Linked DNA regions of Homo sapiens: regions 1, 2 and 4 are each linked to region 3. Evidence: chromatin contacts called from ENCODE Hi-C or POLR2A ChIA-PET data. All regions are on one chromosome and are shown on one strand. Each heading gives the region's core, a stretch centred on a gene start or an enhancer-like site at or near the end of the contact. The rest is flanking DNA. Distances are from core to core; before and after follow the strand shown.

What was found. A loop is a pair of places that touch in the nucleus more often than their neighbours do. ChIA-PET counts read pairs that join two places held with the same protein, here RNA polymerase II (POLR2A). Pooled maps may share reads with other maps.
Region 1: a map of CD8-positive, alpha-beta T cell shows a loop between it and region 3 (8-fold over the local background). The contact joins the promoter of INTS12 here to the promoter of LARP7 in region 3. A Hi-C loop is called at or near these places in 5 of 168 maps with a recorded cell type or tissue (CD4-positive, alpha-beta T cell, CD4-positive, alpha-beta memory T cell, CD8-positive, alpha-beta T cell and 1 more) and 10 of 50 pooled maps.
Region 2: a loop to region 3 is called in a map of CD4-positive, alpha-beta memory T cell, with 31 times the contacts of the local background. The contact joins the promoter of SEC24D here to the promoter of LARP7 in region 3. A Hi-C loop is called at or near these places in 2 of 168 maps with a recorded cell type or tissue (CD4-positive, alpha-beta memory T cell and naive thymus-derived CD4-positive, alpha-beta T cell) and 6 of 50 pooled maps.
Region 4: a loop to region 3 is called in a map of CD8-positive, alpha-beta T cell, with 27 times the contacts of the local background. The contact joins the promoter of PPA2 here to the promoter of LARP7 in region 3. A Hi-C loop is called at or near these places in 4 of 168 maps with a recorded cell type or tissue (B cell, CD4-positive, alpha-beta memory T cell, CD8-positive, alpha-beta T cell and 1 more) and 9 of 50 pooled maps. POLR2A ChIA-PET finds 5 or more read pairs at or near these places in 1 of 52 experiments (CD4-positive, alpha-beta T cell).

The regions. Positions count from the first base shown.
Region 1 is chr4:105,704,223-105,711,742 of GRCh38, reverse strand. INTS12 (integrator complex subunit 12) reads left to right here and starts at 3,054. Exons shown (of 8, transcript NM_020395.4): 1 at 3,054-3,105. GSTCD (glutathione S-transferase C-terminal domain containing) reads right to left here and starts at 2,959. Exons shown (of 12, transcript NM_001370181.1): 1 at 2,727-2,959. It overlaps LOC124900747 (a long non-coding RNA gene), which reads right to left and starts at 5,361. Exons shown (of 2, transcript XR_007058214.1): 1 at 5,320-5,361; 2 at 3,647-3,842. LOC124900748 (a long non-coding RNA gene) reads right to left here. Exons shown (of 3, transcript XR_007058215.1): 2 at 6,353-6,429; 3 at 5,769-5,864. RefSeq lists an enhancer at 2,730-2,979.
Region 2 is chr4:118,830,119-118,837,786 of GRCh38, reverse strand. SEC24D (SEC24 homolog D, COPII component) reads left to right here and starts at 1,661. Exons shown (of 23, transcript NM_014822.4): 1 at 1,661-1,846; 2 at 4,050-4,208. The coding sequence starts at 4,091. RefSeq lists enhancers at 1,499-1,793, 1,414-2,305 and a silencer at 1,498-1,987.
Region 3 is chr4:112,633,809-112,640,515 of GRCh38, reverse strand. LARP7 (La ribonucleoprotein 7, transcriptional regulator) reads right to left here and starts at 3,373. Exons shown (of 13, transcript NM_016648.4): 1 at 3,277-3,373. ZGRF1 (zinc finger GRF-type containing 1) reads left to right here and starts at 3,607. Exons shown (of 28, transcript NM_018392.5): 1 at 3,607-3,665. RefSeq lists enhancers at 2,821-2,930, 2,971-3,020, 3,591-3,810.
Region 4 is chr4:105,467,959-105,475,311 of GRCh38, reverse strand. PPA2 (inorganic pyrophosphatase 2) reads left to right here and starts at 1,250. Exons shown (of 12, transcript NM_176869.3): 1 at 1,250-1,418. The coding sequence starts at 1,262. RefSeq lists a silencer at 1,060-1,269 and enhancers at 1,490-1,609, 1,900-2,069.

The sequences.
Region 1 (7,520 bases), core at 1,805-4,304, 6.9 Mb after region 3:
CAAATATACTGGTTCTGATTCTTAGTAGCTATAAAAAACTTTTCTGCATATCTGTTTCCTCACTTATATAATAAAATGGAGACAATAATAACTGTACCTACCATGTAGTGTGCCATACAGAAAAAAGCTTGTCACATATTAAGTCCTTAAATAAATACTAGCTACTATTATTTCTTTATAATTTATAACCAAATTCCTTATCAACTGGCACTATTAAAATATGCAAACCTTGATGGGCAAAACCCAAATTATGGTTTATATTTTCAAGCTTCTTTCCATGAAAGGTAAAGGATTTATATTGATTGAAAAGTTTTTCCCAACCAAATACTGAAAAAAAACATATTTGTTACTGAGGCTGAAAGCCAGGGAATCATGAAATGGTAAAATATAAACGTGAAACCCTTAATCCATGTGCATATCAACCTATTGTACAAAATAAGAAGTTCAACACAGTTTATAAGTATGAAAAATCACAAACACTTACTTTTCTTAAAGATTAAAATTTAAACCTGCCTAAATTCTCTCCTACATCATATGTTCAACATTTTGAATTTTATAACTTATCTTGTGTTTTATGCTTTTCATAAAACAACAGTATTTGGCTGAAAATTGTACCCTATTTTATTACAATAATATAGATTTAACCAAAACAAAACAAAACAAAAAAACATGCCCCTCAACAGATAGATAGCAGCCAATTACCTTAAATATTTAGGGTCAAAAACGATAAGAAAAACACTGAGATTTTTTCAAGCTCATTAAATACGTAATATGGGATGCAGTTAAGTCCTAGAGAACAAAAGCCAGTGATTAAAATTAGCTGTTTTCTTATCTGGTAAAGAAGTAGGAAAAGTTTTTAAGTGAAAAGCTTACAGTAACCTTAGCCACAAACGAAGTGTGTAATCTCTCTGGAGAATCAGGGAATCATCTGTTGCCATGGAGTCATAATGCCTTCAGCTAAACCCGACCTCATAATTAACAGTGATCGACAGCGCAAATGGCTAACATGTTACCAAGTATGAAATAAAATTACTGAATTTTCACAGCAAACAATACCTGTGCTTGTTTTAATCTAAATGGTTTCAATATCTGCATTCCAAGTATTTATTCTTTGTTAGAAAAGCTAATTGGATACTCAGTATTTATTTTTATTTAAAAATCACAGATGATGAAACAAAAGCTACAAGTAAAACAAGTTTAAAAAAACAAAAACAGGCCGGGCGCGGTGGCTCACGCCTGTAATCCCACCACTTTGGGAAGCCGAGGCGGGCGGATCATTTGAGGTCAGGAGTTTGAGACCAGCCTGGCCAACATGGTGAAACCCCTCCTCGACTGAAAAAAAAAAAAAAAAAAAAGGAGCCGAGTGTGATTGTGGGCGCCTGTAATCCCAACTACTCGGGAGGCTGAGGCAGGAGAATTGCTTGAGCCCGGGAGGCGGATGTTGCCATTGCAATCCATCCCCAGGCGACAGAGCAGGACTCCAGCTCAAAAAAAAAAAAAAAAAAAAAAATTGATGGGCCCACTACTACAGAAGCTCAAGTTTGAGCTGTGTTTAAATTAAAGCAAAAACACGTAGAAGTGCAAAGTATATAAAATAAAAAGAAATGATGATTCTCAAATCTCATTGACCTTTTCAGTCTTATTTTTGAAGTGAGACCTCACAAAACGATACTTTCAGGTGTAATACAAACACAATTTTTAGTAATGAGTGTGCTTAAAGCAATCCTCTCAGTGGTGTATGCTCCCCATCAGGCAGTTAAAAAAAAAGAAAAAAAAACCCGCATAGCTTAATGTTTATTAAATATGACAGCGAATCACTTAGTTGTGTTATAACAGTTTATTATCATGGATTTAAATGACTATGTTTACATGTTTAAAATTATCACATCACTAGTTCTTGCTAGCTTTTGCATTTTCTCCTGTAAACATTGTTTTTACAGATAAGCTTAGGTAAAATAGAAATACACCACCTTCTTTATCAATAATGTAGCACACAATATATTACTAAAGCTGGCATTTTCTTGATATTCAAGAATTTATGACAAGGAATGGGATCCTGGCATTAAGAATAAAGGGGAAAAAAACAAGTCATCTCATCCCAAAACCAGGTAGAAAGTTGGGATGGGAAGTACGTGTATTAGCAAACGTTTTTGAAACCAAAGCAACTTTCATGCAAATTAAACTTTCTATAGAAGTTAAAAACCCAAGAGATACTGCTGTGATGACAAAACATAAGCAAATGGCCCCAAATGAAGCAAGTCCTTTGGAGTAAATGTTAAGTAGTATTCACATAGAACTGCTTTCTGCAATCAGGAAGGGCTGGAATGGAAAACTCAATGCCAAAGAGAGAAGAGAAGTTAGTGTGACCCAAGAGGTCTTGAAGTAACACTTAACAGCAAATATCAAACCACCCCAACCAACGCCTCCAACTGGAAGCTGCCCCATTTCTCCATCAGCAGAGGAAGACATGAGGGACTGGCTAGGGGGAAACTGGGAAACGCGTACTACCGAGAAGCCCAGAGCCCTCAACCCGCACCTTCAGCAGGAGTGGCCAAAAAGGAGTTTGAGGCGGCCCCAGGGCGGGAGAAAAATCAGGACGATGATACCACGCCCTTGTCCTTCCCACCCTTCCCCCGCATCCTCAGCCCTGCAGACCCCCGAAGAAAAGACCAGTTCTTAGGGGGTCGCGGAGGCTGAGAAGCCGGCGGCCCGAGCGCCCTCTTTACCTGGTCGCAGAGGCGCGGCCAGGCAGGGAGGGTGCGTGAGCGTGTCGGCGACCTGGGCCGCCTGCGCCTTCCCGCCCAGTCCGAGCTGGAATTCCAAGGCTGCCTCTGGGAGCTGCTGCCCGCAGACCACTCGCCTCCACAGACGCCAGGAGAAAAACGACAGCCACCTTATGTGGAAAATACTCGCGCCGGCCGTCATTCATAATCCGGCGGACCGGAAAAAGGGAAGTAACGTCACTTCCTACTGTCGCACTGCCAAACGTTTCCCCCGCCCCTACTGTGGGAACCTTTGTTTTCCTGCTTTCGGAGCCGGCCAGTGCGGGAACCGTTTCCGAAGGGACCACCGGGAACAGACGGATCGGCAGGGCGGGGCGGAACGGTGAGTTATGCTGAGCGACTCTGCTCCTGGCCTCCTGGAGGCTCGAGACCCCCGCGCCAGGAGCGAGGTGGGAGAGTAGCTACGTGGGGTATTAGTTTCCTCGCTCCTCAAGGGGAATCATAATTTACGGGCGGTTGCGTGCCCTAGACTGACTGCTCTCCCCTTTCAGTGAGGACTGTGCTTCCTCCGAGGGAGTTGCGGGCCGGGACATGCGGACCGAGCATATTTCTAGGTCTAGGGACAAGGGACTTGGAATCCTGCCTCGGACTTTGTCGGAGGGTTTTAGTGACTTCTCTACGTAGCTCCCTCATTGTCTCTCATCTTTTGGCTCCCCTGTCAAGGACCATCCCCCATTCTAGGACTTCGATGTGTGATGCTTTGATCAAAGGATTGACATTCCTTTTCTAAGTGTTTGCTGTCAGCTTTCAGCCACTTGATTGGTTTGGAATCGGAGCCTTTTCTCCTGCGATTCCAGGTGTCCCTAAGGTATCAGTGTTATCCAGAACCAAGAACTCAGTGGAGGAATGAAAAAGGCAGCATCTTTAAAATAATGTTTATTGGAAGGGGTTGCAAGAGCTTGCGAAGTCATGAAGAACAAAGTTTTTTAGAGCCATTATGAAATGGCAACGATAATACTGCACTCTATGTGAACAGTTTCTGTTTCCTTCATCTGGGGCACGTGCATATGATCAACTTTGGACTTCTTTTGAGATTGCCAGGTAGGGTGAAAAATGGATCTAGGAGAAAGCACATACTTATATTTATATATGAATGCCCAATTTAGACTGGAGAGATCACAGAAGCCTTATAAGGTGACATTTACGCAAAAAACCTAGTTCGTTCATTCGATAAATATTTTTGAGCCCTTATTAAGTTTCAAGCACTAGGGAAATAACAGTGAACAAAACAAGTTCCTGCTGTCATCAAGTTTACAGACCAGTGGGATTAATGAATTAAGCAAGACAGGCGAAAGATTGTGAGAATTTTACAGATAGGAACATTGTACTACAAGTCCCCAGTCGTGAAAGAGGTGATTGCTTTGCTTTTGCTTTTTTGATGTTTGGAGTTTTTTTTGTGGGGGCAGGGGTGAGTTACTTTTGTGATTTTTGCTGAAGGGACCTTGGAAATGGCTACAATTGTGTAGAAGGAGAGATAAGACCACTATACTTTGATCACTTAATTCCAGTAATTCTATAGCCATTATTTTGTTGTACTTTGCAAAGTGGCAAAGAGATAGGCAAAAAGATAAATATAGACTCTGCCCTTAAAGTACTCAGAGTTTTGTAGGGGACATAACACTTGTGCCAAAAAAAAAAAAAAATGCTTCAAGGGAGAAAGTTGCAATACCATGAAAAAGCACTATGAGATATCCTTGAATGGAGAGACTATTAATAGGGTTTGGAATGGAGAGGGGCACAGCAGCTGTCAGTCAAATCTTCATGAGAAGTATTTGAATAGGGTCTTGATAGGATGTAGATATATAAAAATAGGTAAAGAGCTTCCTGGACAAAAAAAATAAGAGTGGCAGGGTCAGCTAGCTATAAGGCAGATCTGGGGATGATGAATGATAATTTTTGTGCCAGTTACTGAATCTTCTTAAATGCTAGGCCAAGAAATTTGGTCTTTATTTCGAAGGTGGTAGAAAGCCCTAACTTCTCAGCAAGAATTTTTTTTTTTATTTTAATGAAAAAGAAGAAAACTGGGTTTCAGGAAAATTCATATGGCAACAATGTTGAAGTCAAGGAAAATAACGAGGTTATTGCCATAGTTCAAGTAAGCTAATAAAACCTGAATTTCAGTAGTAGCAGTGGAAGTGAAAAGTAGGACAAGTGTGAAAAATATTGCCGTCAGAATCCACAGGAATTCTGATTATTTGAATATAAGGAGTAGGGAAAGACTCAGTGAAGGAAAGACTTTGGTCTCAAACCTGACTAAAAGAAAGTTGTGTCATTTATTGAAAGTAAGAGCAGGACAAGGAACTTTTCGGGAAGATAATCAGAATCTCAATTTTAGTTGTAACTGAATTTGAGATGCCATTAAGGAATCACATAGACACATACACTAAGCATTTGGAAACATGGGATTCAAATTTAAGAGATTTGGCTCGCACTTGTAATCCCAGCACTTTGGGAAGCCACAACAGGAGGATTGTTTGAGACCAGATAAGAGCAACATAGCAAGACCCTGGCTCTACTTAAAAAACAACAAAATTACCTGGGCATGGTTACGGTGGTGCATGCCTGTAGTCCTAGCTGCTTGGGAGGCTGAGGCAGGAGGATCACTTGAGCCCAGGAGTTCGAGGCTGCAGTGAGCCATGATCTCAGTGCACTCCAACCTGGGTGACAGAGCAAGACCATGTCTCAAAAAAAAAAAAAAAAAAAAAGAGATTGAAGTTGGGGTAAAACATATTAAATCATCTACCCAGAGATGATAGTTGAAAACCTGATGTGTATAAGATTACCAAGAAGAAACTGCTAGCAGAACTAAGAAGATAGCCAAGGACAAATACTTGGACAATACCAAAAGCAACAAAGAAGATAAGCCAAAGAAAGAGTAGTCAGAGATAGAAGAGGAAAAACAGAAAAGTTGAGTATAACAGAACTCAAGGGAAGAGAAAGTTTTATGAAATTGGAAGTAGATAACAAGTATTTACTTGGCCAACATTTACAGTTATTTGCTGTTTTCCAGGAACTCTGCCAGACAGGGGTTACAACAGTAGGCAAGACCAATCCACTGCCTGCCTTCATGGAACTTACATTCTAATGAGAAAGAAAGATTATTTACATAATTAACAGTGTGATTAATATTACAAATAAGTACAGAATGTTTTTGGGCTATGTAACAGTGAAACTTCTAGTTTTGTTGAGGGAATGTGCAGGAAAAACTGAAACTTGAGAGGTGACTTAAGATGGAGGTGGGGGTGGCACACTTTCTACTGAAGTGCTAAGGTAAGAAAGAGTATATTGGAGGACTTGAAATAAGTCAGATAGCTATAACAGAGAGAGTGAGAATGGCCTAAGATACTAGGTAACATTTAATGAGTGTCAACTATGTGTCAGGTACTGTTGTAACTGCTTTATATGTATTATTAATCATGTAGAGCAATGGTCCACAACCTTTTTGGCACCAGGGACCAGTTTCATTGAAGACATGGTTTCAGGATGATTCAAGTGCATTACATTTATTGTGCACTTTATTTCTCTTATTACTACATGGTAATATATAATAAAATAATTGGACAACTCACCATAATGTAGAATCAGTGGGAACCTTGAGCTTGCTTTCCTGCAGCTAGACGGTTTCATCTGGGGATGATGGGGTATACTGTGACAGATCATCAGGCATTAGATTCTCATGAGGAGCACACAACGTAGATCACACACATGCACAGTTCACATAGGATTCGCATTCCTATGAGAATCTAATTCCACCAGTGATGTGACAGGAGGCAGAGCTCAGGTAGTAATGCAAGTGATGGGAGTGGCTGTAAATACAAATGAAGCTTCCCTCGCTTGCCTACTGCTCACCTCCTGCTGCATGGCCTGAAGGTTAGGGACCCCTGATGTAGAGAATTGGAGACCTTGTTAAGAATCTTATTCTTGAACCTTTGGATTGTGAGAAGTGATAAAAGGATTTTAAGCAAGTGAGTGATATGAAAAGGTTTAAAGGGATGACAAGAGTGATTGTGGGAGACTGATTAAGCTTTTGCAGTGGGCCAGATAATAGATGATGCTAGGTTGGTCTAGGGTGGTAGTAGTAAGGATTGAAAAGGGTGGATAGATTTGAGGTATGTTTAAGAGGTTTGGTTATTGAATTGGGGGTGGGAATTAAGGAAGTGGGAAGAGTTAAAGCTGCTTCTGGGTTACTGGCTTGGGCAATAGGGTAAATATCATTTGAAAAAGGGATTACTAGAGGAAGAACTGGTTAGGAGAAAAGGGAATAGTGTATGAGTGGCTCTGTTGGAGACACGTTGCATAGGAGGCACCAATGATATATCCATGTCAAGCTGGCAGTTGGATCTTGGGAGAGACACATGGACTGCAGAGATGTATTAGTAATCACTGGCAAAAGACTATATAGATCAAATTGTCTAGGGCAATAATTCCCAAACTTTAGAGTAGATAGAATTGCCTGGAAGGCTTAACACAGATTTCTAGACCCTACTCCCAGAGTTTTTTCTTCAGTAGGCCTAGGAATGGAGACCAAGAGTTTGTATTTCTAAGTTCTGACGTGATACCTATGCTGCTGACTCAGAGAACACATTTTTGGAAGAAGATGTAGAACAAGTCAAGAAGAGACCCAGAACCTAGCACTGAGGAACTCATTTTTAATTGGATAGGAGGAACCTACAAAGATGACTGACAAAGAAGTAGGAGGGACAATCGTATGTATTAGGTTTACCTGACTGAGGCGGC
Region 2 (7,668 bases), core at 412-2,911, 6.2 Mb before region 3:
GAAACCACAAATTGTCCTGGTTTCAGACAAGTTTGGTACCTGAGCAGGAGGTGAGGATGTATTTACAATTCAAAAGTAGTGGTTTTATAGGGGTAACAAGTCAAGCAGGTCATCACATGGTGTGACTGTTTCTGACTTTACTCTCTCCTATCTTTGTATCATAGCTTCACTCGCTCCTTGTAATGTAGCTGTTATATGACAAGTTCTTTCACTGCTTTTACAAGCTGTACTGCTTCAACACCGGCCAAAACTTCCTAAACTTCCACTGAACATTTTCATCACATTGAGAATACAAGAAACAATTTAAAACAAAAATTTCAATGTGGGTTTTCAAACCTGATCAGTGTTGAAGCTGGATGTAGGCCAGATATCTTACCTTAAAATCTTTTTTTCTTTTTCTTGAGACAGGGTCTCACTCTGTTGCCCACGCTGGAACGCAGTGGTGTGATCATAGCTCACTGCCTCCTGGCCTCAAGCAATCCTCCCTGCTTGGCCTCCCAAAGTGCTGGGATAACAGGTGTGAGCCACTGTGCCTTGCCCCATGCCTTAAAAACTTTTAAGAGTGGGATAAATGGACCATATATCTTTACTGCTAAAATGACTTAAAATTCCTGCACAATTCATGTAGCATTTCGGGAGTAGCAACATCCCCATGTACGTTTTTACCTAGGCAGTTCATCAGTAAAGGTATTTGTCAAGTGGCTTTCTTGTAGCCGGGAAGAAAGTGCATGTTAAAAACAACAACACCGGGCTGGTTTTTACTTTGTAAGTTTGAGCAAAGTGGTAGCTATACCAAACCTGGGAGTGGCTGAATGTCTTTCTATTTAGCAGTGAAAGATGATAGGAAACCAGCCAGATGGTCCTGATTTTAGGGTGAGATAGAGAGGTAAGCTCCAGATCTCATATAGGTTGCCTTTATTTCTGAGCTGTTTCTCACAGGACGGTGAGCTAAACGCTGGGTGCTTTTCCATGCAGAGATTCCTGTTTGGGGCTGGGATCAGCCATCCTACTTCACAAACAAGGAATATGCGGAAGAAGGAGTATACACAACGCTAACAACCCCAATATCAATGGAAACCCCACTTCCCACACTTTTCCTTTGGGACATCTCCCCCACCCCCCACTCCTCCCGCGTTACACGTTGCCAGGCTGCTTTGGGCGTTCCTTCCTCTGTAGTGCATTGCACGGGTACGTCATCAAATGTGCGTGTACACGTGCCAGATTCGCCTTTAAACGGTAATCTCCCCTAGGTCCAGATCGTGTACTTTCCCGTATGTAACGGTAGTGCAGTACCTGAACTATTAGTTATTTAAGTAATACGTAATGAATGAAGAGCTGAAACTGCAACCTGTTGATGGAAGAATGAATGAACGCGCTCCCCTCCTTCCTGCGGGGCTGCGCCGAGAAAATACGGTTCTGATTTAGCCACGACGTTAAAGGCTTTGACCTGTAGGGGGAGGGGAAAGAAAAGACGGGAAAAAGAAAACCAAAAAACAAAAAACCGGAAAAAGGGAAAAAGCGAAAAGGGGGAGGTCGCTCGGCCGCTCGCAGGCTCAGCCCGGTGGCCCCGCCCCGCGGCGGCCGGTGGCTGTGCGCGTGCGCAGGCGGGAGCGCGGCGGCTGGTCCAAGCCCGGCGCTGGGGGCGCGCAGCCGAGAAAGGGTTTGACGTGGCAGTTCCCAGCCCAGCTGCAACTCCGAGCGTGAGTCCAGGCTAAGGGGACGCCGGCCGGGGAAGAGGCGCGGCGGGAGAAGCGACCGCAGCGGGAGCCCGGCCACCGAGGGCTGCCGGCACTAGGCGCAGAGCCGCCAGCGCTCGGAAGCCCGCGGGGTGCGGGAGCGGGAACAGGTAAAGCCTCCCACCCGCGGACGCCTTCATGCGGGACAGCCCTGCCCAGGCACAGCGGAGCGGGTTGCGGCGCCCGGCCCGGGGACGCGGCGGGAGGCCGGGTGCTCACCTGAGGCAGTGGCGGCGGGAGGAGAACTCATTCTTTGTTCTTTAGCCTTCTAGTGCAGTTTAATAGTGGGGCCGGCGGGATGGGGGAGCAGGAGGTGGGCGTGGGCATTTTTTACCCGCCCCCACCTTTTGCCTTGGGATGCAGGAACTGCCTTGTTAGGATCCTCAGTGGCCACCATTCGAGTGTCATTGCCAGCGGTTTTCTCATCTCCTTATCAACTTAATTTCCTTTTTTGAAGGAAGGAAATGTTAGAAATATTCATGGTAAAAATGGCAACTATATCTTGAAGCCTCGGGACATCCGAATAGTGAAACTGATCTGGCCAAATACGAACTTGTTCCAGGGTTAGAAGTGCACCTTGGCTAGAGTTGCTGGGTGACAGTGAGCCAGGGGGCCGTTCTGGGGTTGGGGCTCCCCAGATTTTGATCCTAGGCCTGCTTATACCAAGTGGCTTTCTGCCGTGTCGCCGCTTGAAGCTGAGTCAGGTTTCTTTAACTTGGTGCTCTGTGTGAGGAAGTTTGACGTGGCAAACTGGGTTGCGTGAGGAAGCTGATTCCTCTGAGGACCAGTTCAGAGGGAACTGGCTGCTTCCTGTTCTTTGGAGTGACCATCTCAGCCTCTCTTTTCTGTCACTCAGCAACAGGCTGCTACTTAGGTGTGTTCGTGCCGACTTCCTAAGTGCTCTTGGTTGGATGAGCTTGACCAGCGCTCAGGCTGCCACGTCTCTCTCTGCTAAGTGGGAGGAGGAAAAAGGGGTTGTCAGAAACAAAGTGGACCAGAAGGCCTTTGCCTGCCTCTCTCCTCTTTTTCAGTTCTCCCCTTCCCAGGAGAAGGAAATGATCTCATAATATTTTTACATGGTTGCTTTTATTTTGGAAACTTATAGTTTAATATGGAAACAAAATCAAATCACAAATTTTAGGCTTCAAATTTTTAATTTGAAATGTTATTTCTTGAATATAGACAGATTCTAAGTCTTAGCAGGTATCACTGATCTCTTATCTTAAATTGTAGCAAATAAAAGAACAAAAGGAAGAATATGCTTGTATGGGGCAAATAAACTGGAGATAAATTGTAGAATCAGTGGAAATCTGGAAAGGCTTCATTTTCTAAAAGAAGGAACTGAGGCTTAGAGAGGTTCTTCAGCTCATTCCATGTCACACAGTTAAGTATGGCAGACATAGAATGGAAACCCACTTCTCTTGCATTCAAAGCATTTTCTGTCGTATTTAATTTTTTTTTTTAAATCATCAGTCCTATGAAATATCTCTTATTTTGTTAAAACCTGGAAAAAATAGAAAATTTAAAGCAAATTTGGGTTCTGATTAGAATCAAGATTTAAAAAAAATCAAGATGAGTCTGTTATATTTGTGATGTGTGTGCCTACACACTTACAAAATTACACTTTTTTTCCTTAGTCCCCTAAATATAGGTGCATATGTTCTTAGAGATGTGATATGATTTAAATTAGAAAGAAATTCTGTCGCCTTTGAAAAACCACTGACAACACTCAAGTGGTTATAGTGACCACCTGGCTCGGTCAAATTATGACTCATAAAATAAGCCCATTATCAACGTTGTCTGTTGCTATGTTTGTTGGACTATGATTTCTCTTTGTCCTAATGACTAGATTAAAATAATTAATTAGATGAGCACTAAAAAGACGTAAGTCATAAAACATCTGATTGCAGGCTACTGGCAGTTATGGTGGTCAGTCAATTGAATGGCATGGTGTGCTCTGTGCTGAAATGTGACCATGGAAACCAAAAGCACAAAATCATAGGAACACTATGAGAGACTATCTGTGAGATGCTTCAGGCTTCCATTAAAAAAGTGGTTGCGAGTTATTATTCAGGTCTCATGCTTGAGAATTTGCCCAGGATTATTGAAGTGATTTACTGAGTTTCAGAGAGCTATGGTTAGGCCCTTTTTAGGGGATAATGATATATTGTATAATACAAAGATTTCTCATGTACCTGATATCTGTACTTTTCCTCAAACCATCATAAACATGTAATAACAGTGTTTATATTTTTAATAGCTTTACGTAACTAAAACTGTCTTGGTAACATGTTTCTTGTTTCTCTGTTGCAGACTTCTTTTGTAGAATTATCCTATGGAATGATATTTTCATAATGAGTCAACAAGGTTACGTGGCTACACCTCCGTATTCTCAGCCTCAGCCTGGAATAGGCCTTTCTCCACCTCATTATGGGCACTATGGGGATCCGTCGCACACAGCATCTCCAACAGGTACAGTGTGTTATTTTGACTTGTATGTGATTATTCAGTTCTCAGGCTCAGAGACATAAGATGTTCTGAAAGAGGAGATTTGAAAGCATTGAATGATCATTATATAATGAAATGGCTTGAGATTACAGGATCATTTGGAAAAGGCTCTCATAGCAGAACTCTACATCACTAGTTTGGTTATTGCATGCAATACAAGTTTGGTTTTTAAATATAGACTAAAACAAACACTTCCTGTTTTATTTTTACTGTGAGTCTTGTTCTTGCTGTTAATTAGTGGTGTAAGGCTATTGTAAACATTGAATAAAAAAAGAATTAAATTTATAAATGAATTAAATTCACATATCCTTATCTAGGATTGGCCCTAGATAAATCTGTACATCATGTGAGGATAATTCTTTGTACAATTCTTTGTACAAATGGACCATGTATAAATCAATGAGTAACTCTCAGGGCTCACTGGAACTAGCTTAGATATCTGGGATCCAGGCTGTGCTAGGTAGAATGTATATAGTGCAGAATCAGCAAGGGGTGAGGACTCCCTTTAGTGAGGCTTGATGTTAGCAGCCACACACAGTGTGCTGCAGAAGATGCTCTGAGATTGTGAATTTCCTGTGGAAAGTCAGTCTTATGATTTATTCTTCCCGAGATTTTAAAGATGTCCAGATGAAGCATCCCTCTTCTTGTTCAGGACCATCCTCTCCAGAATGTTTGTAATCTTGCCTTACTGGATCCTGTAGAAACCATTAACCCCTTCAGTTTCTAACTGGTGGTTCATTTCTCCTCAGCATTTATTTATAATGATAATTATAAATTATTCCTTTTTATGATGTGTCGAAATCTGGCCCTAAAAGCTTTTCCTGTATTGTCTTATTTAATCCTCATACAATGCTATGCAGTAAGTTATTTTTGCAGCTAGGAAAACTGAATGTCTGGTGTCATGTGACTTGTCTAAGGTCACAGACAGCAAGTAGTAGCACCAGGATTCATACCCAGATCTCTCAAGAAGGCAAAAAACAAATTGCATACACACCTAAGTATAACACTCTATATTATTCACCCTTCCCTCTTCACAGGCATCTTCTTGAGAAAGTACTCACTATGCTTGGTAATCTCCACCTTTACCTCTCCTTCCCTCCATGGCTCAGCATAGTTTACACTCCATAGTTTGCCACCCCATCCACACTTTCACTTCCCTCACCAGGACTATCAGTGTCCTATTTCTCAATGCAGTAGACATTGTGCTGTCTGTCCTCTTTTGTATTTGACTCTGTTTACCACTCTCATTTTTACAAAACTCTTTTCTCCTTTGGTTTCAATGACACTATCCTTTTGTTGTTGTCTTTTGAGGTGGAGTCTCCCTCTGTCGACCAGGTTGGGGTGCAGTTTTGCGATCTCAGCTCACTGCAACCTCCGCCTCCTGGGTTCTAGTGATTCTCCTGCCTCAGCCTCCTGGGTTCTAGTGATTCTCCTGCCTCAGCCTCCTGAGTAGCTGGGATTACAGGCGCCCGCCACCATGCCTGGGTAATTTTTGTATTTTTAGTAGAGACGGGGTTTCACAATGTTGGCCAGGTTGGTCTCGAACTCCTGACCTCACGTGATCCACCCGCCTCCACCTCCCAAGGTGCTGGAATTATAGGTGTGAGCCATTGTGCCCATTTTTTTGGGTTGCTTTCTGGACATTTCTTTTGAAGGAATTCTTCTACATGACTCTTAAGTGTTGCTGTTTCTCCCTCCATGTTCCATCTTCACTACTGTTATCCCACTCTGTAGATTTTTCCCTAAGCTGGATCATTCACAGAAAGTGCTTGTCTCTCAGATCTATTTCTCCAGCCCAGATGCCTCCCCTAAGCTCTAGACCAGGGGTATCCAGTCTTTTGGCTTTCCTGGGCCACACTGGGAGAAGAATTGTCATGGGCCACACATAAAATACACTAACAATAGCTGATGAGCTAAAAAAAAAAAAAATCAAAAAAATCTCATAATGGATTAAAAAAGTTTTCAAATTTGTGTTGGGCCATATTCAAAGCTGTCCTGGGCTGCGTGTGGGCCGTGGGTTGGAAAAGCTTGCTCTAGACCCATATTTCCAGTTGCCCACCTTTGTTGAGGCACGTCACAGTCACCATGCCCAAAACAATTCCATATTCATCATGGAAGCCTATGTTTTCTGGCATTTCAAATCTCACTCATTAGCATCATTTATTTCGTGATCCATACCAGAAACTTTATTAAAAAAACAAAAAAACAAAACTTGGTGGGGTGTGGTGGCTCACACCTGTAATCCTAACACTTTGGGAGACCAAGACAAGTGGATCACTTGAGGCCCGGAGTTTGAGACCAGCCTGGCCAACATGGTGAATCCCGGTCTCTACTAAAAAAATAGAAGATAAAAATTAGCTGGGCATGGTGGCACATGCTTGTAATCTCAGCTATTTGGGAGGCTAAGGCATGAGAATCGCTTGAACCAGGGAGATGGAGGTTGCAGTGAGCCAAGATCACGCCACTGCACTCCAGCCTGGGGAACAGAGTGAGACTCTCTCAAACAAACAAGCAAAAAAACCTCTCCCTCCTTTTTATCTCCTCCAATGTAATCGGTCTCCCAAATCTTTTTGGAGTGATTGTAAACAGCTTTCCTACCTGCTTTCTCCTTTCCATTCTCCTGTCACTCTTTTTGTTCAATCCATCCATCTCTCACATGGATTACTAAAATGATCTTGTAACTATTATCCCTCTCTCCAATACTGTCTTTTTCCAAACCATCAACTCCTGAGCCAGAGGGATTTTTTTATACCATGCAAATCTAATTTGAATTCTTTTGTATTCTAATACTTTTTCAGGCCTCTATACTATTTGCCATACTGTGTTATAATAGATGTTCCTATAGTAGATGTTCCTGGAGCAGAGAAGGCACTCATGGCTGTTTTTAAAAAAAAAAATTTTAATTGGCAAATAAAAAATTATATATACATATATATATAATGTACAACATATTGTTTTGAAATATGTATACACTGTGGAATGGTTAAATTGAGCTAATTATAAATGTTTATTCAATGAAGTGGATGACAAACTGTAGCACTCATTAGCAAAACACTCTGGTATTTACCAATATTTAATTAAATTAAATTAATTAATTTATTTGAGACAGGGTTTTGCTCTGTTGCCTAGCTTCCAAGTAGCTGGTAGAGATGGGATCTCCCTATGTTTCCCAGGCTGGTCTTGAACTCCTCAGCTCAAGTGATCCTCTCGCCTTGGCCTCGCAAAGTGCTGAGATTATAGGCGTTAGCCTCGGCACCTGGCCTTACCAGTGTTTTTAAAAGCTGTCTTTGTTGGATTAAATCCTTCATGCTTTAGTTTAAACTGCTTTCTCCTTACTTAATGGCTATTAAATATCAGGTGAATAACCAGGCTATTATACTCTCTGCAAATATATCTTTCTATGCATATTGTGGTGTTTTGGTTT
Region 3 (6,707 bases), core at 2,124-4,623:
TGGCCAGGCTGGTCTCAAACTCCTGACCTCAAGTGATCTGCCCATTTGGGCCTCTCAAAGTGCTGAGATTACAGGTGTGAGCTACCATGGCCGGCCTGGAATTTTAATTTTATTGTCTACCTATCCCACCAGAATGTAGACACTATGAAGGCAGGAACTTTAACTTCATCAGTACCTAAGTATCTGTTGAATAAAAAAACAAATTTAAAAGTACCTGTAAAGTGTTAAGCATTTCAAATTCTTTGTAAGGTTGTGGGATGTAAATAAAATACAAATAGGCCAGGTGCAGTGGTTCACGCCTATAATCCCAGCACTTTGGGAGGCCGAGCCAGGTGTATCACTTGAGGTCAGAAGTTCAAGACCAGCCTGGCCAACAAAGTGAAACCCAGTCTCTACTAAAAATAACAAAATTATCTGGGTGTGGTGGCCCATGCCTGTAATGCCAGCTACTCGGGAGGCTGAGGCAGGAGAATCGCTTGAACCCAGGAGGCAGAGGTTGCAGTGATTCGAGATCGTACCACTGCACTCCAGTCTGGGAGACAGATTCAGTCTCCATCTCAAAAACGAACAAACACAAACGTAGGCTATAATTATCAATTATTCTATAATTGATAATTATAATTCTATAATTGATAATCTATAATTATAAATTATTGATAATTATCCAATTATCAATAATTCTATCCAATTATTCTATCCAATCTCTTGTTAAATCCTATCAGTTTGACTTTTGAAATGGCTCTCATCTCCATCCAGTGTTTTCTACAACTACTGCTACAACTGTCACTAGAATATGCCAATAGTTTATAAACTGTTCTGTAAGTCACCCATTCTCAACAGGAGCCTATGTATAACCCATCTAAAACACAGACCTGGTTTTGTGATGCTTCTGTCAAAACTTGCAACATTAGAAATTCCTTAGCACCTTCCCGTAACATAATATGCAGTTTATGAAAACACTGTTTTAAAAAAAAAAAGTAACACTTGGCCAGGCGCGGTGGCTCACGCTTGTAATCCCAGCACTTTGGGAGGCCAAGGCGGGCGGATCACGAGGTCAGGAGATGGAGACCATCCTGGCTAACAAGGTGAGACCACGTCTCTACTAAAAATACAAAAAAAGAAAAAAGAAAAGAAAAAAATTAGCCGGGCATGGTGGCAGGCGCCTGTAGTCTCAGCTACTTGGGAGGCTGAGGCAGGAGAAAGGTGTGAATCCGGGAGGCGGAGCTTGCAGCGAGCCGAGATCGTGCCACTGCACTCCAACCTGGGCGGCAGGGCAAGACTCCGTCTCAAAAAAAAAAAAAAAAAAAGTAACATTTAACTGGCTTTAAATGAAGAATAAAAGTTATTGGGTAACAATACCAGTAACTTTATATACACTTTTGTAAATCCTCACAATCCCACTAGGTAGCAGTTTCTTCCATCTTAACACAAAAACTCAAAAAGGTTTAAGTGACTTGGCCAAAGCTAGCTAAGTAAGTTGTCCCAGGTATGTTTGATCCCACATTGTCTACCTTTTGGTAGAATTTCCCGCAATTTATCACCACGGACTCTATGTTCTGACTCAGGAATTCTTAATCTGAAGTCCATGCAACTTTGGCTGGACAAGAATTCTAGTGGGCTCCATTAAATTGTAAATGATACATTTTAAAGATAAGGTAAAATCAAGACTCTTGTACAAATATAAAATGAATACACGGTAAAGATTTAAGCACAGTCATGGGTTGCTTAACGACAAGGACACATTCTGAGAAATGCACAGTCAGGTGAGTAAGTACATCATTGAGTATGTAGTTATTCTATGATGTATTCACACAAACCTAGGTACTATTGCCTATTACTCACCTATAATCTTATGGGACCACTGTCATACATGCGGTCTGTCGGTATGTGGTGCTTGACTGTAAATAAGGGAACCAGTTAAGTGCTAAAAACCAGTTCAAAGGAGAATTTAAAAAGCAGGTACACAGGCAATCAGGAACGTTGAAATGAATATTAATAAATACTGCTCAGGACAATAATTAATTGCATCTTTACTGGACAAACCTAATTTCCATGTTGCTGTAGCGAGTTACAGGGTTGAAAAATAGTTCAAAGACCACGAAAGACATAGATAACTTGGAAGAGTGAGTCAGACAAGACACCAAGTCATTTGTGTGTGTTTGCTATTTAAAAGTATTTCGTAATTTCTCCTGAGGAAATTATATGAAAAATGTTTGTTTGGAGACGCAGCCTCTCTCAGTGGCCCAGGCTGCAGTGCAGTGGCGCGATCCCGGCTCACTGTAATCTCTGCTTCCCGAGTTCAAGCGATTCTCCCAACCAAGCCTCTTGAGTAGCTGGGACTACAGGTGTGCACCACCACTCCCCGCTAATTTTTGTGTTTTTAGTAGAGACGAGATTTTGCCATATTGGCCAGGCTGGTCTCGAACTCCTGACCTCAAGTGATCCTCCCGCGTCGGCCTCCCAAAGTGCTGGGATTACAGGCGTGAGCCACCGTGCCCAGCCTCGCAAAATGTTTTAATAGGTACATGCACGTTTTCCTGAGAAGCTAATCCATATAATTAAGTTTTCAAAAGAAGTGTGCCACAACAGGTTAAGAATCATTGTTCTGGTCACTGCTTACAACTCAAGTCCCTCAACACGTAGTGGCCTGTGTGTTCTGCTTTGTCTGAATCTTCTCGTCTAAATTTCCTTATTAAATTTTCAAGGCCCAGGTTAAATGGCATCTTACTCTTTGAGATCTTCCACCACCCTGTGTCCTATCATTTGTTTTCTCTTAAGTTTCTTTGCAAACGCACTCTGCACACCATATCTAGCAAGTGTTAGTTCCCTTCCGTAACTGGATTTTTTACTCTTTGAGGACGATGGCAGAGTCCTGCAAAAGAAGATGATAATTTTAGAATATAAATCCTCACGTTCGCTATCTTCTGGCAGCCACAGCTCAGCTCCAATCTGCGAAATACGGCACTCTCTTTATTGACTACTGCTTCTCTCGGCACCCGTACTTCCGCAAGGACGCCGTCATAGGCCGGGCGCGCCCCAAACCTCCCCACGCCGGGCCCCTATGCGCCCTTACTGTCTGAAAACGGGAACTACAAGTGCTGCCGAAGACTTTTGCGCGTGCGCATAGATAACTAGGCCAAGGAACTGATGGGTGTGCAGGACGGGGGGGCGGGGTAAGAAGGACGATAGATGATAGAGTGGACCGCAAGAAAAAGGACGGAGAGTTAATTAGACTTCGCCCAAGCTGTGCGACCCTATAGGCCGCTTGTAACTTACTCCGTTCGACTCCCAAAATACAGGGTCAAGTACTGCGGCCTTCGGACATTTCCGTCTCCGGATCCTGATAGTCTCGGTTACTTTCGCGTCATAGGATGAGCGACAACGTTTTCCGGTCCCAATTGAGAAAGACGGGCCCGGAGGCAGTGCGCGCTCCACCTACGTCACAGGCGAGGTGGTTCCAGGAGGGCTGGGCATCGGAGAGCGCGGCCGGCTGAGAGACTCGAAGCCAAGGAAGAATTTGATTGGCGATTTGAAAGCGGCGGTTTTTGGCTTAGGCGGAGGTGGGCGGGCCAAGTTTTGGGTCCTCATCTGGTGAGGTCCCGCGTTAATGACGTCACGTTGTTTCGCGGGAGAAATTCGAAAGTGGATTTTGTGCAATTTGACAGGTGAGGTGAAGTGTTTCTCGGGATTTCCTAGGAATGACTTGAGCGATTTGGGGCGAAGGGACGAAAGACTCTGCTCCTTAAGAAGAGAACCGGGAAGGATGCTGTTTGGAACCAGGATTGGGGTGGTCGCAGTCACAGCTACTCGGACTGCTTGTAGTAAGTGGTGCCTCTTCACCGTTTTTCCCAGGCCTTGCTTTGCAATTTCGAGTAGGTATGAGGACCAAAGAGGGCTTTGCTGTTTGTATTTAGGACTGAGAAAGGATCAAGTCTCCATTGTCATTTGGTGACAGGATTATGGTTCTTAGAATCTTGGCAAATGAGATGTGGGTTTCCTTTGTTTATTTGGACTGGATGGTTTGTTAACAATGTTGAGTTCATGATTCCAAAACTTTGTTATCCGAACTATTTAGAGGTTCAGGTTTAGGTTCAAAAAATACTCCTTGTTTAAAAAAAAAGGAAAAATATCTAGTATTTAAATGAATAATGGCTCATACTTTACTGAGAACACCGAGTTTTATGTATATATATTGCGTCCGTACATATAGTAGCACAATGTATATGTATGTATATGTGTGTATGTACGTATATCTGTGTGTATGTATGTATGTATATAATTATCACAGAGCATCTGGGGTCTTTAAAAACTTATTTGGAGATTAATCTTTCACCTATTAGAAGTCGGTCAACAGGTGAATTGTCTGGTAGACGTGGACAGATGAACACTTGGAAAAAACTCTTTGCATCTCACTTAAATATATATGATGCTGTTGTCTAAAATAATTTTTTCTGATTAATACTAAGATAAGAAAGGGTGTTGACTTTCAATGAATAAGTATTAGAGCTCTTCTAAATTTTAAAAGATCCAGTTAGCTTTTTTTTTTTAGGTTTTCTCCTATAATCGAATTTAACCATCCTTTAAGAGTTTCAGTCTTCTTAGTTCTTTTTAAACTGTACATTCCAGAAGTAATATCTCAATTTAGGAAAATAATGGAGAATTTATCTTGCAATTGTGAAATAGCATATAAGTTATCCTAAACTAGTAAATACTGGGTTCCTAATCTGTAAATTGTAATAATGCTTATTCTTCAGGATTATGAGACTGATAAATACTGTATGTAAAGTATCTCGTCCAATTCCTGCCTGATACATAGTATGTAATCAATAAATATATATAATTACACACGATAATCATATAATTGTATATTACATAATACAGTAATATAGTTATATATTATATAATTACATAATAATTATAATGTATATAATTAACAATATAATGTATATAATGTTTATAATATAGCACTTTGGGAGGCTGGAAGGATTGCTTGAGCCCAGGAGTTTGAGGCCACAGCGAGCTATGATTGCAACACTGCACTCCAGCCTAGGTGACAGAGTGAGACCCTGTCTCTGTAAAAGAAAAAGAAAAGTTAAAAAGCCAACAGAAACAAAACCTCCAAATAAAGCATTTAACAGTTTCTAGCATATGGTAGCACTGAATAAATGGTAGCTATTAAACAGATCTGATATTAATAATTGCCACATGCCCAGCACTGTGTCTGTACCATGTATTCTCATCTATGTATACAGCATATCTAGCCCAGGAGTGTTTTTCTCGATCTCTCTTTTATCTTCTTGGCATTCTTAGGCATCAGCAATTTATGTACGCCGGAGGGGAGGGAGATAGGATGTGGAAGTTGTATTTCTTTTTTTTTTTTTTTTTTGAGATGGAGTCTCGCTCTGTCGCCCAGGCTGGAGTGCAGTGGCGTGATCTCTGCTCACTGCAACCTCCGCCTCCCGGGTTCAAGCAATTCTCCTGCCTCAGCCTCCTGAGTAGCTGGGACTACAGGCCTGTGCCACCATGCCCAGCTAATTTTTGTATTTTTAGTAGAGACGGGGTTTCACCATGTTGGTCAGGCTGGTCTCGAGCGCCTGACCTCATGATCCACCCGCCATGGCCTCCCAGAGTGCTGGGATTACAGGCGTGAGTCACCACACCCGGCCAGGAGTTATATTTCTGAAAGGCAGTCCTTCTGTAGGTTTGGTTTCTGTCCTGTGACCTGTGTCACGAAGCAAGTATGCATATCTCATTTGCATACCCCTTACCTATTCTTTCTCCAGATCACCTTGATTAGTCAAGGGAAGATGCCAGTCACTTTCTTGCACTTCACCGCCCCCGCCTCGCCCTTTTATTTTTTTTTTTTGAGACAGTTTTGCTCTTGTCGCCCAGGCTGGAGTGCAGTGGCGTGATCTCGGCTCACTGCAGCCTCTGCCTCCTGGGTTCAAGTGATTCTCCTGCCTCAGCCTCCCAAGTAGCTGGGATTATAGGCACGCACCACCACACCTGGCTAATTTTTGTATTTTTAGTAGAGACAGGGGTTTCACCATGTTGGCCAGGCTGGTCTCGAACTCCTGACCTCAGGTGATCCACCTGTCTCGGCCTCCCAAAGTGCTGGGATCACAGGCCTGCAATTCTTGTTTGGGAAGACCTTCACTGGCCTTCCCTTGACTAAGGGTTATTTCAGCTTACAGCTTAGACTTTACTTCCTTGAAGAAGCCTTGTTTGATGATCCACACCAAGCTGGGTGCCCCTGCTGTGCTTATTCCTGCCTTATTTTATTAAAATTACTGTTTATCACCCCGCCATACTGAAATTCCTTCAGATGGAGGATAGAGTTTCCATTTAAATACTTTAGCATAATATCTGGCACAATAGTAAGTACTGAATAAATATATGTAACTTATAAATAATATGTAAGTGGCATATTTTATATGTCTAAAAGAGGAACTGAAATCACAATTACAGCTTTATTGAATCCTTCTAGGTCTTTTAGATCTGTATTCTCAAACTTGAGTGTCCATCAGCATCACTTGGAGGGCTTCTTAAAACACAGACTGCTGGGCCCCCAACCCCAGACTTTCTGACTTAATAGGTCATTTCTTACTAGTTCCCAGATGATACTGTTGGTCCAGGGGTCACATCTTGAGAACCACCTTAGGGGAAAAAAAAGAAAGTATGTTTCTTTGGCATTTCTGTTTACTTCT
Region 4 (7,353 bases), core at 1-2,500, 7.2 Mb after region 3:
TTATGGGAGCATTTGCCTTATAGTTATGCCTATTCAAGTTGACACATTACAAAGGTACCACTGTTGACAAAAACATTTTAGGATCTATAATCTTAGTAGAGTGTCTCTAAGTAGCTAGTCACAATATCTCCTAGGAATCCTTTCTGGAACTTGGGTAGACCAGTATCTCAATTTTAATGATCACACGATAATTGGAGATGCTGAAAGAACCTGGGTGCCCAGTAGGAAAGTAGCCTAGATGATGATAGTCCCAAAGAAGATGGACTAGAAAAAAATAAAATGACACGTGGCAGACTACTGGTTGTTCTACAATATCCATTCTCCTGGATACTGGCCCAAACCATCCTCCTATCTCAGCCTCCCAAGTAGCTGGAACTACAGGCGTGTGTGCCACCCCGCCTGGCCGATGCGCGGTGGCTCACGCCTGTAATCCCAGGACTTTGGGAGGCCAACGCAGGCGGATCAATGGAGGTCGGGAGTTCGAGACCAGTCTGACCAACATGGGGAAACTGTCTCTACTAAAAATACAAAAATTAGCTAGGCGTCGTGACGCATGCCTGTAATCCCAGTTACTCAGGAGGCTAAGGCAGGAGAATAGCTTGAACCCAGGAGGCGGAGGTTGCAGTGAGCCGAGATTGTACCATTGCATTCCAGCCCAGGCAACAGTGTGAGACTCCGTCTCAAAAACAAAACAACAACAAAAAATAATAAAATAAAAGAAAGAATAAATAATCTCTACTGGGTTAGGAAATGGCCTTATGGAGAAGATGGCATTTGAGTAAGCTACTTAGGGTTTTTTGCTCTGTAAGTCGGTGTCAACGTCCCGTTTTCACGTGGTGGCCTGATCATTTTGTCTTATAGTGATGTCTTTGCGTGCATGTGCGCTCATCTCCTATATTGGACAGGGTCTAGAGCAGTTCCTGGCACAGAGTAATCACTCAATATTACATCACTATACTAAAAAATCATGATAGTAATTCTTGACGGGATAAATGAAGGCATGAATAAATGTATGAATTAACGAGTGGCAGTGAGCTCTTCAGGGGTGGTGGGTCTTGTCTCACTCGTCTTTGAGCTGCGGCCTCGCTGAGGGCATAGTGCGCACAACTGGCTGGTGTTCCAGATTCCACTGGCAGGGACCAGGATCGCAGCCCGAGCGCCGGGGCGGGAGGGATGACTCCGGACGGTAGGGGGCACCGGCGTGCGGCCCGGCCGAGCCCCCAGGTAGCTCCGCGCGCACAGCAGGACCGTCATTGACGCCATGAGCGCGCTGCTGCGGCTGCTGCGCACGGGTGCCCCAGCCGCTGCGTGCCTGCGGTTGGGGACCAGTGCAGGGACCGGGTCGCGCCGTGCTATGGCCCTGTACCACACTGAGGAGCGCGGCCAGCCCTGCTCGCAGAATTACCGCCTCTTCTTTAGTAAGTAGCTCCCGGAGGTTCGCCGAGCGGCGCACCGGAGAAACCTGGGTGGGGGATGGAATGGGGGACACTTGGGACGCCCCGCGCGGTCTCCCTTCTCTCTTTTTGGGGCCCTCAGCGGTAGCCGCGCGGTCCAGGCCACCTTACTTCCCGCGGGAGCGCGCACCGAGTCACGAGAACTGCCAGCGAGGAGGCGGCGGATCAAGACCCCAAAGCGGAGAGCAGAGGCGCAGGGCTGCCGGCTGGGGGGTAGATAGCGCCCTGTGCCCTGCCAGCCGCCCTCCCCGAGGGGTAGGCAGAGTGCAAGCGGCCACCCCGCGGCGGCCTGCAGCCATTAGCCGGCCCGGCCGCCGTTCCCGGTTCACACAACTCAGTGAGGAAGGGAAGGCAGAGCCCGCCCACACGCCGGCCTTCCTAGAGGCGTAAGAAACCTCCTACTGCGGGAGCTCCCTGACGTCGGAGAGGCAGGCGGAACTTTGCGGATGCCTAATCCAGCGCGTCTTCTTTTTTTGGAGGGACTCTGATGAAGGTTCTTTCCCCAGAAGCTTGACTTGGTACGCACAAGTTTACACCCTGAGTGTGATCCACCATCCAAAGCCTCGTTGGTTCCGGAGCAGCCCCTTTTCCTCCCCAAGCTGAACAAGCCCAGAAGGCTAAGCGACTTCGGGGGGGTCCCTGAGTTGCCGAGCTCAGAGAAAGGACCCAGGTCTTCGTGACTCATTGTTCCGTGTACCCCATTGTTTCACTGTGTACGTTAACCGTAACAGAAAATAGCGATGTCGGTCGCTTGCCTTCACTCCCCACTGACTGCAGAGCCTTGGAGTGGTAGTATCAAAGTGGGCCTTGCATTATCGCTCCCCTTTTCGGAGCACTGGCTCTGGAGGCTTTCAGTTCTAAGCAGGCCCTCGAGTTCTTCACGTCTTAACTCTGTGACCCCGGACGAGTTTAAGTTGCTAAGCCTTGTTTTTTCTCATCCGTAAAATAGGGCTGCAAGTATTACATGACATTATATATGTAAACTGATTAGTCACAGGGCCTAAAATATAAATTACTATTGTTAATACCGATAATCATTATAGATATTTGTAATTTATGAGAGATTTGCAGTTATGCTACATGAGTTTAGGGTCGAGGATTATTTTGTGGGAAAGAAGAGTTTGCCTAAAGTCGTGTGATTATAATGCAACTAGTACTAGAATTTCTATTTTCTTCAAAATTGGTTGCAGTTTTCACCCTATGCCACATATTTTCTTCTATCTTTGGTTAAGACTGATCAGGTGAACAGGAAGTCTCAAATTTCTGAATGGATTATGTTCTAAAAGGTTACCATGTGATGATTAATGGGAATAGTCAGAAAAAATTATGAAGTGGCAGTTCGCTTTTTAAGCAGATTGAAAAAAGGCCTGTCTACTGCAAGTATTCTAGATTTGCAATAAGTACGGTAATTAATAGATACCCAAATAATAAATATTTATGAAGTGTGCTAGACACTGTTAGGCATAGTACAGAGATTCACAATATTACTATAATTATGGAAAAAGTAAATACACTGGTTGAGCAAAAACAGGCTTGAGAAGCCAGGAGCGCACAGAGTAGTTGACCCAGTACCGGATTTGGAATGGGGAGTCCTAGGCCATAATCTTGGCTCTGCCGTTAACTCGCTGTGTGCTGTTGGGTGGGTGGTTACTTCAGTTCTTTCTCACAGAGCCAGTTTCTTCAGCTGTAAAATGAAGCTTTTGACCTTGAAACGATGATCCTCAAGGTCCTTCTCAGCACTGGTATTCCCTGAAGGCATTGGATGAATAACGGAGATTCTAACAGTCTCTGTTAAGACAGGATGTCGAATGGGGGCATTTTTGGGAGTATGTTGGCCTCTTATTGTTGGTTTGTTTCTTTAGCTGCAAATGTACTTAGGACTCATGATTTTTCTGTAACTAGAGTGCCACAAATAAAATACGTTTTTCATTCAGTTGGATAAACAGGGCAGGAAAGAAGAAAACCCGATTTTACTAAGGTAAATGGGCAAAAACTGGAAGAAAGGGGAGTGTGGTTTTGGAGAGGGTCCCGATGGTAAGATCCTGATTGGAAGGTGTGTTGGTTAAACAATTTCTGAACTAACCGCCAGATGGCATCACTGGCCAGGACTGTTTACTACCTGCTAGAAGGGGTAGGGCAAAGTGAAACGAAGCCACTCTAGGGCGAATGGGGTAAGGGGAAAGCAACGAATAAATTGCCCTTTATAAAGATGATCACAGATTGGATATTTATTACTCAGTGTGTCTGTATGCAGTACTAGGGTGGACTAATGTCTCACTTCAAAAAAAATATGAGTGTAGTATACTTGGCCTAAAATTGTTACTCAGTGTTACTAAAGTGTAATCATTTTCCACATCTCCAAATATATTCCAAGTCTCTGAAATACTAGTGCATTGGGAGGTAGAACATTTTCGAGCTTCATGTCTGTAAATGGTTTCTCTTTACTGTCATTCAGTAAAATCAGAATAAATGATTGATGTAATACTTAAAAAAAAATTGGTGTTAAACTTTGTAGAAAGAGTGAGACAGGATGATTAGGGGAAAGGGTATCCTGATGGGAATCATCAGGCCTCCTTGGTGCCAGCCCTGACCCTGTTAGTATCTTGCTGTCACTTCACCTCCCTGCATCTCATTTTTTAAAACCATGGAATGAGGAGATTGGACCAGATGATCATTTTCCAGACTGCTTAGTTGAACACAAGCATCCCATGGTATATTATTAGGTTTTCGTTAAAACAGAGGGTTTCATGGTTTAATAAATTAGAACACTTCCCATTTTATTACTTTTTTGAAGAAGAATTTGCCTATTTAAGTTCTGGAAAATTCGGATGTAACTTCTCCAAAAACTGAACCACAGAGTACTTATTTCTCAGAACATTTGTTAACATCTTAGTGACATCAGGGTTATGATTTCTGCAACTTCCAGAAGCAACTGTGCTGTAACAGTTCTAAACTAATAGTCAAACCACTTAAGTTGTAGTCCTGACTTTACCGTCTTGGACAAGTCACTCGACTGAATTAACCAGAGGCATCCCTTACCTTCAGATGACATCCGGTAGCTCAGTTTCTCCGTAAATAAAATGGGGATAGCACTAGTAATTTTATAGAATTGCTGTGGCAGTTAAATGAGACTATGTGTGTAATTATCAGTGTCTCACACGTGATAGGTATTTAATAAATGTTATTTATTTTTCCCTTTTGACTTTAAGACATTAGACTAAAATCCTTATTATTAGATTCTGTGAAGGGAGAAAATAAGGTGATGTGATTGATTATTTTGAAGTGTTCCTGTTAATTTATAGGTTTCAGAAGGTTTTTTGTTGTTGTTGTTTATTCATTTTATTTTTATTTTTTTGGTTTGTTTGTTTGTTTAGAGATGGGGTCTCATACTTTTGCCCAAGCTGGAGCACAGTGTGCAATCACGACTCACAGCAGCCTTGACTTCCCCAGCTCAAGCGATCCTCTCACCTCTGTCTCCTGGGTAGCTGGGACTACAGGCATGCACCACTGTGCCCGGCTTCCTAGGTCTTAAAGTTTTAATGGGTACTTGCAGTCTTTTAAATTAACTGTGAAATCATAATGAAGTTAGACTCACTTATATTGAGCCAAAGACCTAATGCTGCATGCCAGTATTCCTTTGATATCTTGCGTGTTTTTGTTTGTTTTGTTTCGTTAATAACTTGAAATTTTATTTTAGATTTCATACTGTTCTCATAGGATAGGGAAAAGCTATGCTTTCCATAATTAGGAATTTTGTTATTATGGGATAGGCAACTGGTTTACTTAGAGAAATAGTGCTGTGGATAATTCAAGTTGCTTTTATTTAGTCTGGGAATGAACCAAGCAGTTCTTTAAAATTAATTTGCTTTGTCACTTATAGTAAGCATGTGCTTGTGTTGAAATTACTGTAGGTTTTCTTTATGTCATTTGGGTAGTAGGAGGAATCTGCCATTGAAAGTGCTGTATCTTTGGACTTAAAAGAGAACTTCCCGTGAATAATCCACAAAATTTGTTTGAGTCTTAAATATGAGTTTCTGTAACTTTTTAAAGTTGGCCTATATCATAGAACTTCAACTGATATAATGGAACACAATGGGTTTTGTGTGAATATAGAAAAAGTATTTTATTTGATTTTTCAGTCCTTAAAACCTTAAACGTTTTCTATATCAGTGCTGTGAAATAGGAATTGTGTGATCTATATGGAACAGAGGAAGCATTTTTATTGAAGTTTTTAGGCTCCTTTACATTTCTTAATCTTTTTATCAGAAAATAAAACAAAGTTAGCTTTAGTCATTGCTGAAGCTTCCAGTAAGAATCTCTATAAGTGGTTTTGTAGTCGTGTGTAATCATATGTTGGTATATGGCATACATTTAGCTGTCTGGTATAGATACATAAAATTAGGTATGGTTTTCACATTCCATTCAATTTTCTCACTTGCTCTAGTGTAAGTAATAAACTTTCATCCTGATACAACTTGCTCTTGTGAGAGAAAGAATCACATAGATAACTTAGAAAATGCTAGAATAAAATCTGATTTCAGACCAGTTGAAGGGAGAATTTTGACCACTGTTTGGCAATATCGTGTAGATTGATGGGCCTGATAGAGGTTAGCAATTAATGCCTAAGGACACAATCTGATTTTTGACGACAGTGAAATACCATGGCAAAAATGACACAGTGACTACAATCATTTATCTCTTTTCCCCTATAATAAATATCCTATTAAAGTGATAGTAAGTGAGGATAAGAAAGGGTAACCCTAAAACAACAGATAAGGAGCCACCAAAGCTTGAGATTTTGAAATATGTATAAAAGATTAAAAAACCAATGGAGATATGGTTATTAATGAAGCAGTGTGGAAGAAGTCCCAGCTTAAGTATATGTGTTCAGGGGACGTAGTTTAGGGAAAAGCCGAGCTGCTGCAGAACCTCAGAGAGGTTGTGGGTGTGTTGATATAAGATAGGATAGAGAGTTAGATGGATGTAGAACTTAACACAGGGGGATTAGTTTAAGTTGTACTACAAATAGTACACAAATGTTTCCCATGCAGGTCTAATGCATGAGGGTTGTGTTAGTTCCAACTGTAAAAGTGAATGAAGAGCTGAGAGGGAAGTAGGACCCCTGATGGTGTTGGTGCCCCAGCAGTACTCTGCATGCTGGTATTTGGGGACCCCAGCATAACAGCCAGCCTCCTACCCATTCATCTCTGTGGGAACACAGAGTTCCCAGTGATTTTTTCTAGTCTTTTTAATATAAACCAAATAGTCAAGGATCACCTAACTTAGGCTTTCATCGCTACTGTTCTACCAACTGCTTTTTGTCAGGGCTACCTGTCACCTCCATGCTGCGACCTTAATGGTCAGTTTGAAGTCCTCATATGACCTATCAGCAGTACTTTTTACAGTTCATCACTTTCTCTTTGAAACACTTTTTTTGTCTTTCCCAGAGGAAACTGCTTTCCTCTGGGATGCACTTTGTCTTAGTTTTGATGCTTCTCCTTCACATTCTCCCTTGCTGAACCTTTGTCATATTTCCGAACTCTAGCCTTTGAAATGCCCAGGGCTCAATCCTCAGCCCACTTCTCTATCTATACTGCCTCTCTAGGGCAGGTGTTGGCAAAGTTTTCTGTAAAGGGCCGGATAAGGAATACTTTAGGTTTTGCGAACCATTCAGTCTCTGTCACAACTACTCAGCTCTGCCATTGTAACATACAGCCATGGACAGTAAAAGTATGACTGTGGTTATGTTCCAATAAAACTATATTTACAAAAATAAAACCAGGCCATGTGACAGATTTGGCCCATAAAGCCAGAGTTTGCTGACCATTGCTGTTGCTCTGGGTGATCCCATCAGGTCCCATAGTGTTAGACGCTGTTTATGATTCCCCAATTTATAACA